Linked DNA regions of Mus musculus: region 1 is linked to region 2. A link is a loop called in an ENCODE intact Hi-C map of the cell type or tissue named here. Cell type or tissue: heart. All regions are shown on one strand. Links, peaks and the distances in the headings refer to the core of each region. The heading gives the core; the rest is flanking DNA.

The links. Peaks named below come from ENCODE experiments on the same cell type or tissue, not always from the same donor. Only the 100,000 strongest peaks of a DNase experiment are listed, where the experiment ranks them.
Region 1: a loop joins it to region 2, with 2.5 times the contacts of the local background. A loop is called at or near these places in 2 of 42 quality-filtered maps.

Annotation. Positions count from the first base shown.
Region 1 is chr17:87,424,142-87,429,514 of GRCm38, reverse strand. Stpg4 (sperm tail PG rich repeat containing 4) reads left to right here and starts at 1,774. Exons shown (of 7, transcript NM_029298.1): 1 at 1,774-1,935; 2 at 3,813-3,872. The coding sequence starts at 1,852. In heart, for the core only: no CTCF peak of the experiment used is centred there; no DNase peak of the experiment used is centred there; H3K4me3 peaks cover 268 bases; H3K27ac peaks cover 700 bases.
Region 2 is chr17:87,568,774-87,574,146 of GRCm38, reverse strand. It overlaps Gm46587 (a long non-coding RNA gene), which reads left to right and starts at 3,390. Exons shown (of 2, transcript XR_001782168.1): 1 at 3,390-4,124. In heart, for the core only: a CTCF peak has its summit at 2,335; DNase peaks (open chromatin) are centred at 2,336 and 3,166; H3K4me3 peaks cover 855 bases; H3K27ac peaks cover 852 bases; H3K27me3 peaks cover 539 bases.

The DNA.
Region 1 (5,373 bases), core at 95-5,094, 140 kb after region 2:
CCTGAGAATATTTTCAGTTTATATGTATGAGTGCTTTGCCTGTGGGTATGTGTGTGCCCCCTGTGTGTGCCTTGCTCGTACCTACAGGAGTCAGAGGCATTGGATCTCCTGGAATTGGAGTCAGGACTGTGAGCCACCGTGTGAGTGTTGGGAACCTAACCTCAGTCCTCCGGAAAAGCAGCCAGTGCTCCTAGCTGTGGAGTCCTTTCTCTGGAATTAGATGGTTTTAGGGAACAAAGCGAGGGAAGAAACAACCATCTAATTAACTAAAGATCTAAATAACTTTAGAAGTCCCACAGTCTTTACATATTCTTAAAATTTCAATCTCTTTAAAATATCCATCTCTTTTAAAATCCAAAGTCTTTTTACAATTAAAAGTCTCTTAACTGTGGGCTCCACTAAAACAGTTTCTTCCTTCAAGAGGGAAAATATCAGGGCACAGTCACAATCAAAAGCAAAAGTCAATCTTCAACCATCCAATGTCTGGGATCCAACTCACGATCTTCTGGGCTCCTCCAAGGACTTGGGTCACTTCTCCAGCCATGCCCTTTGTAGCACACGCATCATCCTCTAGGCTCCAGCTGCCTGTACTCCACTGCTGCTGCTGCTCTTGGTGGTCATCTCAGAGTGTACTCACTCTTGAAAGTTGGTGGTGAGAAACCAAAACCTCATGCTGTTGAGGGCAGAGACGATTTGGAGCTGGCCAGAGCTGGGTTTGAATTCTTGGGCTTCCGGGTGTCATAGTGTCACTGTCGGAGGAAGCTGTCCTCATTCTTCAGATGGAACCAATTAATGCCTGCCTTGTGAGGGTTGCCTGAAGCGTAAATGGAAAATAAGGTTGAAAAACTTTTTAAAAATCTTTCTGGGGCTGGAGAGGTGGCTCAGTGGTTAAGAACAGTGGCTGCTCTTCCAGAGGTCTTGAGTTTAATCCCCGGCAACCACATGGTGGCTCACAACCATCTGTAATGGAACCTGATACCCTTTTCTGGCACACAAGTGTACATGCAGATAGAGTGCTTATACATAAATCTAAAAGAGAGAGAAAGAGAAGGGAGGGAAGGAGAGAGGGAGGGAGGGAGGGAGGGAGGGAGGAAGAGACTAGAGAGACTGGCTCAGTGGTTAAGAACACTCATGGTTCTTTCAGAGGTCCTGAGTTCAATTCCCAGCAACCACATGGTGGCTCACAACCATCTGTAATGAGATTCGATGCCCTCTTCTGGTGTGTTGTGTCTGAAGACAACAACAGTGTACTCACATACATACATACATACATACATACATACATACATAAAATAATTTTTTTAAAAAGCTATTTGTTTAAAAAAATTTTTTTTCTAGGTTGAGAAGCTACAGCCAAAAAGGTCAGAGAGGCCCACTGGGCAAAAGGCCTATGGAAGAGATGGGTAGGTGGCCTGCTGTCATAGCCAAGGGGCTAGCCTAGTGTTCAGGATTGCCCCGATTCCAACCCAAAGTTGTTTTGATAGAATGGGATCTTAAAGCTAAATATGCTACCAGTTTCTCCTTCTAGGATGTGGGGTTGATGGTGATTGGTGAGGGAATGGTCGAGTTTGTGGGGTGCCTGTCTATACACACCGAAGAACTCGGGCAACTTCACAGTCCCCTATATTTTATGACTCACACACATGGCCATCTCAAAGACCGTCTACTGAGTCAGCTTCGCTGATGCCTGCCTCGTGCCTCGCTTCCCTGTCCCCACCACTGGAGGTGACCTTCAGGATTCTTTCTGCACGAGGCTTTCACGCGCGCAGGCTTGGAATCAATCGGCCCGTGGCCACGGTTCCTAGCGGTTCCGCGGCTGCCAGCACTGACCCGTGGCAAGAGGAGGTCGCAATGGCCGAGCCAACCGTTGTCATAGCCCCCACCACAGTACCAAGAGAAGACCTGGGACATGGGGAGCCGCTCCTCATGACTGCGGTAGGGTAGCCTGCCCCTTGTGGCTCCGCAGCCGGGGCTCAGGGAGCCCAGAGCCTTTTCCGCGTCCCTACTTCAGGCCCTCGAGCTGCTTAGCCTTCTTGCCGAGAGACTCTTATCGAGTCTGGAGCTGCCTGATTCTTTGTTTTATTTGATTGTGATTTGATTTTCTTTTTCTCTGCCACTTCCCTTACCTTCTTTCTCCACCCCTACCCTCCCCGCCACAATTTACTAGCGTCAATAGAGGGATTAGATTTTCATCCTTTCGCTTGCCTCTGTTAAAGAATGCAGTTTGCAGTTCTGCCTGCCCTGCCTTCCCTACTTTAGTACATTAAAAAAAAAAATCGGATGAGGAATGTTTAGCCTATCATTTACGTTCTCCTTTAAAGTGAATCTAAAATGATAGGTGGTTGGATTATAAACCGCTCGTCTGGGTCAAAGGGACAGCTCATTTGGTCTTGTCAATCCGTCAAGACAGTCCGTCCCAGCCCTACCTCCCTTCTCTGCTTTGGAGCAGGATGCGGGAAACCTGTTTTGACCTGCCTGAGAAAAATTTCTTTCTGACTGCAAAATGTGCAACTAAGAAATCAACAGGAATCTAATAAAAGAGTGTGCTGGGTGGGAGGAGACTGATTTGGATGTCTAGCATGGCATCAAACCATGGAAACTCTTTTGCTATTGAGAGGAATGTACGTAGTTCACAGTGGCACTACAGAACTCACGGAGTTGATTTCAGTTAGAAGACAGGGTGGGCCGCATCTGCCATTTTTACCAATTATTCTTTTGGGTATTCTTGCTTGAGATTCCCTATTTCATATTATAAACTGAAAGTAGAATTTGATATTTTCATGATTTGTAATAGCACAAAAAGAAAACCCAAACACCCAGGTTCTGTGGACAGTGGGGCTGAAGAAAACTTGAGGTCATCAAAAGTTTATATGAAGTGCTTGCTGTCGAGACAGGAAACCCAGGGAAACTGAGGCATACCCAATCCATCTGTTTCCTTCTCTCTTTCTCTTCTTTCTTTCTTTCTCTCTCTCTCTCTCTCTCTCTCTCTCTCTCTCTGTGTCTCTCTCTGTCTCTCTCTCTCTCTGTCTCTCTCTCTCTTTCTTTCTTTCTTTCTTTTCTCTCTCTCTCTCTTTTTTTTTTTTTTTTTTTTTTTTTTTGGTTTTTCAAGACAAGGTTTCTCTGTGTAGCCCCGGCTGTCCTGGAACTCACGCTGTAGACCAGGCTGGCCTCGAACTCAGAAATCCGCCTGCCTCTGCCTCCCAAGTGCTGGGATTAAAGGCATGCGCCACCATTCTTAACTTGACAGACGAGATGTTAAAAATAGAACTTAACCATTTATCAAGCAGTGACTTAATAAATGTGGCTGTGTGTACGTGTGTCCCACCCCTCTCTCCATGTGACTCCCTGGCTGGCCTGGAGCTCACTGTGTAGACCAGGCTGGCCTAGAACTCACAGAGATCCACCTGCCTGTCTCCCTTATTAAAGGTGTGCACCACCACACCTCCATGCCCAGATAGTGTTTATTTTTATAGTTCTGTGAGAGAGCACAGCGCAGAAGGGTTGGCTGAGCAACTTGCCCAGGGCATTTAGTCACCACACAAAGGAGTCATGGCCTAATACTACCTAATGCTCTTTTAACATCTCTGTGAGATACAGTATTTCTTTTAATGTCACTAAAGAGATTTTAGATACTAAAAACCTCTTAGCATCTTAACAATGTAAGGAAATAGTACGGGCAAAGCGTATGTCGCTTTCGTTTTAATAATGGTAGGTAGCTACTTGGTTTGGTACGGGCAATTTAGGTTCCTCAGGTAGATAATTTCAAGAGATCACCTTCTAAACAAATAAGCAGATTTTTTGTTTGTTCATAGAAACAAGTCAAGAAGACGCCAGGTCTTGAGAGAGAAGGATGGTGGAGGCTCACAATAACGGTCTGTATACCCTCACTCTTTCCAGTTCCACACTTGTCTTCCTCCCCCTGGTGTTAGTCAGTCCTGCCTTCTCAGGCAGCAACACTTAACTGTGAGAAAACCGAGTCTACTCAGCTCTGCACACATTGCATTTCTGTTTGTGCTTTTAGAACTCGCTAAGTTCTAGAGTTTAGGATGAGACATTAGCTTTAAGCGTCGAATGTAAGAGTTTAAAGCGTGAAAGAGACCTAGAGATCTCGGTGCTTGCTTACCGAGTGGCTCGCGAAGGCCAACCTTCAATCTCGGTCCCATTCAACTCCTCCCACCTAGGATCTCAGTCAGGTCCTCTGTGGAAAGGGGATTTGGCTTCTGGTTTTTGTCACAGAGAAGCCAGTTTGTTAACACGATGTCCTAGTCAGGGTTACTGATGCTCTGATGAAACGGATGAATCACTGCGGCCAAAGCAACTGAGGGAGGAAACGGTTTATTTCAGCTTACACTTTGGGTAACAGTCCGTTACTGGGGGAAGTCAGAGCAGGAACTCAAACAGGGCAGGAACCTGGAGGCAGGAGCTGACGCAGAGGCCATGGAGGGATACTGCTTACTGGCTTGCTCCTCATGGCCTGCTCAGCCTGCTTTCTTAAAGAACTCAGGACCAGGGCTGGAGAGATGGCGCAGAGGTTAAGCACACTGACTGCTCTTCCTAAGGTCCTGAGTTCAAATCCCAGCAACCACATGGTGGCTCACAACCATCCGTAATGGGATCTGATGCCCTCTTCTGGGGTGTCTGAAGACAGTACCACGTACTTACATATAATAAATAAATAAATCTTTAAAAAAAAATAACTCAGGACCTCCAGGCCAGGAATGGCACCACCCACAGTGGGCTGGGCCTTCCCCCATAAGAAAATGCCCTCCTGTCAGATCTTACTTTCTCAGTTGAGGTTCCCTCCTTTCAGATAACTCTAGCTTGTGTCAAGTATGAGTAGCCAGCACGGATGGTAAGTGTGTCAGGTACGTAAGAATAAGCTGGTAGCATATGAAAGAATGGCCCATTCACTCTCTCAAAGGACACTTTTGCATTACAGACATTTATCTATCAAAAGGCTTCAAAAATAGAGGCAAATTTCAGCCAAACTAATTTTAATTTTAACAAAAGACATGGTCTGAGTACTCACTGGAAAGCTAGCCAGAGTCCAGCAGGTGCTAAAACTTCAGGTCCCGCCTTAGAGCCACACTGTGTCCATGGTTTGAAGTACCAAGCCCCTTCTTGGCCATGTGCGCACCTTCCTCCTGAGGCTGCCGCTCTATTTCACTTCACTCTTTTTTTTTTTTTAAAGATTTATTTATTCAAGTACACTGTAGCTGTCTTCAGACACACCAGAAGAGGGCACCATATCTCATTACAGATGGTTGTGAGCCACCATGTGGTTGCTGGGATTTGAACTCAGGACCTTTGGAAGAGCAATCAGTGCTCTTAACCACTGAGCCATCTCTCCAGCCCTTCACTTCACTCTTGAGG
Region 2 (5,373 bases), core at 276-5,275:
ATAACTACGGCAACTCTTATGAAAGAAAGAATCTAATTGTGGCTTACTTATCATTTCAGAGCTTTTATCCATTATCATTATGGCAGGGAGCAGAGCATGGTGGCATGTAGGCAGACCTGGTGCTGGAGAGTAGCTGAGAGTTCTACAAGCAGATGTACAGGCAACAGGCAGAGAAGCAGAGACTCTCAAGGGCCTGGATTGAGCATTTGAAACCCCTAAGCTCACCCCTAGTGACACAGTCCTCTGACAAGGCTACCCCTAGTGACCAAGCATTCGAATATGAACTTACAGGGGCCATTTCTATTCGAGCCACCATGCTCAACACACTCCCCGAGCCCCACCCTATGCCACCAAGTTGCAAGGAGATTGCATTCAAGATTTGTCTTTACTCATAATCCACCAACATGGCTGAGGAAGGCACCTGCTGGAGGCGTGATAGACATTCACGTTGTTTTATAGGAAGTACAGACAGACAACCACCCTTGTCCACGACGGCATTGAGTGTGAAATCCTCAAAGCTGCCAAAACCCTTTAACCATCGCCAGCCCCTTCTCTGTGTGCTCGCATCCAATGAGCCTACATATGTCAAGATGGTGCGCCAAGCACCAAGCCAACCTAATTAAGGTCAATGTCACCAAGAGACAAGAGGAATGGGTAGGCCTCTGTAAAACTGATTGGGGTGGGGGGGTGGGGACTCTGTAAAGCGGTTGGTGGCAATTGTGCCGGGGTGAAAGACTGTGGCAAAGAATCTCAGATCAAAGATGTTATAGAAAGGAACTTCAGATACAAGAAATGAACAAATAATTTGACTCATTTTTCTCAAAAAAAGGAAGAAAAGAAATAAAGAGAAAGATAGAGAGAGAGAAGAAACCTTAACACAACTGAAGAAGTCAAAATTGCCTACAGAAGCAGTGTTTTCCTAAAGTTTCATCTCAAACAAGAACGCTAAAAACAATACACGATGCTTATTTAAAATTACATTTACTAATTGCATGTGTACATGTGTGTGCATATGTGCGTGAAGTAGTACACGTGTGAAGTCAGAGGGCACCTGGCAGGACTTGGTTGGTCCCCCTCTGTTCCCCATGTGGGTTATGGTGTCTAACGCTGGTCCTCAGGCGACAAGAGCCTTTACTGGCCGAGCTCTTGTCTTCATCCTTGCCCTGTGGTTTTTATGTACTACTCCAGTTTGCTCAAAGATAGTTTGTGGTGTCCTATCCTTGTGGGCCCTCTGCTGCCCCCACTTTTGGGAACCATAGAGACCAGGGCCTCCGGAAGCACCAAGGACTGTGGCTTATCTAGTCCTGGGTGGGGCTAGCACCTGTAACCTCAACTTCAGGCCCTTCCTGCAGACTGCAATATATCCTTAGGTGATTTTGTTAATATCCTTTTCTCCCTTCTTATTTCTTTTGTTTTATGCTTGGTTGTTGTTTTTGTTTTGTTTGTTTGTTTGTTTGTTTGTTTTTCTGAGACAGGGTTTCTCTCTGTAGCCCTGGCTGTCCTGGAACTCACTCTGTAGACCAGGCTGGCCTCTGCCTCCCAAGTGCTGGGATTAAAGGCGTGCGCCACCACAGCCTGGCTTTGGTTGTTGTTTTAAGACAGGGCTTTTCTGTGTGGCCCTGGCTGTCTGGGAAATCACTCTGTAGACCAGGATGGCCCTCAGACTCAGAGATCCACTTGCCTCTGCCTCCTGAGTGCTAGCATTAAAGGCTAATGCCCTCCCTCCTCCGCCCCCAGGTAGATAGTTGGTGGGCTTTTTTTTTGTTGTTGTTGTTGCTCTCTTCTCTGGTTATTGTGTTCCAACTGAGACCTGATGGTTCCCACCAACGTTTCTTAGCAGTGCTTGTCCTATACCTCTCTTCTGTGTTTGCTTTAGAATGCCTGGTTCTTGTCATTTCATGTTCAACCTCTCAGAGGTTCTTGTTAGTGGCACATGGGGCAGGGGGCACTGCAGGACATGGCCAAGTCTAGAAAGTTGTTCCCAGACTAGTTAAGATTGTGATTTCACCACAAGTTTTGGCACACATCTCTAATTCCAGCATTTTGGAAGCGGGGGCAGGAGGATTGAGTGTTTAAAGCCAGATGGACCGACCTGTATTGTGAGACCTATCTCAAAAATTTAAAAATAAATAAATAAATAAATAAATAAGTGGTGTTCTTTCTTTAGCTCAAGGTTCAAAACTCACAGGGATTGAAGGGTTTTTTGTTTTTGTTTTTGTTTTAGTATCAGGGACAAAACAGCCTCCTGAGCAGGCTCGGAGTTTCCCTGTCCTTGTGGAATGAAGGGTGGGGCAGAAACATTTTGCTACCTGCCATCCCACATTCATCCACTGAGCGGCAGTATTGCTCCACAGGGGACAACCAGATGATGCCATGCCGGTGATGCAATCAGGCTCACAGGATGACTCTTGCCTAGCATTTACTGAACGGCAAGAATGTGCCGGCTTATATAAACAGTAGGCAACGATCATACAAGAGAGGGGCGGTGAGGCATTTCTTTCGTTGTTTCTGGTTCTATGAGACACTGTCTCGCTATGAAACATATTCCAATGGTGAAATAAAAGCACACGAGAGCGATTAGATGATGTTTCCAGTGACTCATGACCAGTGAGTGAACGGCCGAGCTAAATTCAGACTTAGATCTGCTCTCCCGACCTCAATGTCATGACTGAACTCATCCTAGCAGCAGCTTGCCAGCGCTGTGCCCACGCCGCTAGTGCCTCTCACTCGCCTGGCCCAATTTACCATCTTTCAATAATCTAAATTAAAACTGGGGGCCACTGGCTTGGATCTAAAATTGTAAAATGGGTTATTGAACTGCCAGCCTGGAGCCCAGAGACCTCTCTTCTGTATGAGCAAGGACAGAGGTATGCCCTTCCGGACGACGCTCTCTGGTTTTCATTATGTCACGGCTTGCACAGCTGCTGGAGGGCTGTCTGGAGCATCTGCTCCAATGCCTTTCGCTACAGGAGCCATTTCGCCACAGGCCACAGCCGTTCAATGGCTCCTGTAGCTTCCAGGGGGGAAAGTTGCACTCCTAAGCTCCCTCCCCCAACCGGCTTTGTCGCTTCTCTGCTTCCCCATTGGCTGGCAAGCACCTGGGCCACAGCTCTTCAGCACTTCTTGGACCTGCAGCCCATCCCAGAGATGGAGGATGCTGCTGTCCCACACCGGCTGTTAGCGAGATGGAGCCACCAACGTACAGCTGGCACACAGCAAGGGACTCGTAGTGTTCCTTGTCTTCCCTTCCCTCATGCTTGTACGACCTACAAAGGGCAGTCCACGTGGCAGCATGTTCTACACAGTGCTGTTATCCTTGGGCAAATACTTCCAGGCACAGCAAACAGGGACATTATTACGTCACTCAAGCTGATGCAGAAGAAGCCGTTTCCTAGACTTTATTCCTCTCACATCCCTGAAAAGTGGATAAATACCCTGTAAACTCTGGATGCTCGCCACTGGCCACAGAGTTATGATCATCTGGTTGTCTCCACAGGTTGACGCTAACGTTGGGCCTGCAGTAGCATCTTTAGAACGCTAGCTGGTCGATCATGATTGGCATAGACAGGGAAGCGGGGAGTACGGGCCGGTCATTCCAGGGTCCTATGATTTGACTCGGCATTGTCCAGAGCACGAGGAAGCACAGCAGAAACAGGGCCCAAGACTCCCTTTTCTCGGATGTGGAACCTGCTGTTTCAAACTGCAGGACTCAGACAAGGCAAGGCCCCAGCGCAATGGACAGCAGCTGATTTTGCGGGCTGAGGACTGGTTGGGTTGACCATGCTCAGACAAGAAAATCTATACAACACTGCTGCGGCTCTGAACCCCAAGCGCGGTTGTCCTACCCTTTCTTCCCAGCTCCCTGATTCACCCTTTCTCTGAAACCCCAGGAGAGTAAATAGCGATTAGGCAGAAACTATGTGGTGCTTTCCCATTCCAGATACTCCAGACTAGAGCGGCCGGGAGCTTGGAGCTCAGCCTGTTCCAGGGAAGTCGGGCAAGCATGAACTCTGCCCGTGGCTGGGACTCTCCTGACTCCAACGCCCTCTCAGTCACACCAGGGGTTCCAGATTTTCCCTATCTGCTGCCACACCCAACCTACCTGCTTGGGATTTGCATACTAGGTAAATTTTCTGCTCACTAAACATTTGCCTATTCTAGACTCACGACTGGGGCACTTCGGTCATCAGAGGGTTTGACAGCAGTCTCTGTTCTTGAGGACTTAAAGTTATCAGATGTCCTTTAAACCCCGTGGGCATGTCACATGCATCTGATTCTCACCTTTACCTTGTTCAGGGGCATTATTTTCTGAGTGTGTGTCATTCACAGTGAGCGGTCTTGGGCACCATGTCTCTTGTTCCACAGGGAACCTGATTGTGACTATTCACACCAGAGATAGACTTCCGAGGTCACTCTGCAAGGTCTAATAAGGTGAGACCTCTGGGTCTTCTGTCAACACCTTGAGATCCCAGCCTTGGGTCATGCTAGGTAATAGCCCTAGAAGGTTACATGTAAATGTGTTCCTGCTGCAGCTAGCAAGGATGATGTAAATGCGCCCCCCCCCCCAGAAAGCATGTGAGCAAGTGGGTGTGGCCAGGCACCCCATGGAGAGAGCTCCTGGGTGGAAAACAGCTACCACCACATTGGGACTTTGGGGCCCTGGGAAGAGAGCTTCCTGTTCCCAAATACCCTGATCCCTGCAAGTGTCTAACCAGGGATAGTGAAGTCTGGTAGCCGGGGCTGAGAGACCTTGGAGCACTTAAGTCCTTCTGCTCCTTATTGCTGAGTGAACCTGCATCTCTGAGATTCTGTTTAATCCTGTTAGAAGAAGATTATATAGGACCTATTTTAGTTTGTTTGTTTGTTTGTTTGTTTGTTTCCAGAGGGTTTCTCTGTGTAGCCCTGGCTGTCCTGGAACTTTCTCTGTATACCAGGCTGGATTCAAACTCAGATATTCAGCTGCCTACCTCTGCCTCCTGAGTGCTGGGATTAAAGGCCATCATCACCTGGCTGCACCTATTTTTATAAAGGATTACACTGCTTAATATTTGTTTTAGGTTTATTTTATGCATGTGAGGGTTTTGTCAGTATGTATGTGACCCCATCACTCTCTCTGGGTGGGTGTTTGTGAGCTGCCATACAGGCGTTGGGAACCTAACATAGGTCCTGCTGAGCCATCTATCCCACCCGAAGGAATACACTGTTTAAAAACACATGCATGAGCAGTGGAATGTGTGTAGAGTCAGAGAAGCTTTTGAGGGCTGGTTCTCCACTGTGAGGTCTGGTATGGAGCTCAGACTCCTGTGGCAAGGACCTTTACCTACTGAGTCATCTTTCTGGCCTACCATTTTTGAGACAAGTTCTCCCACTGAA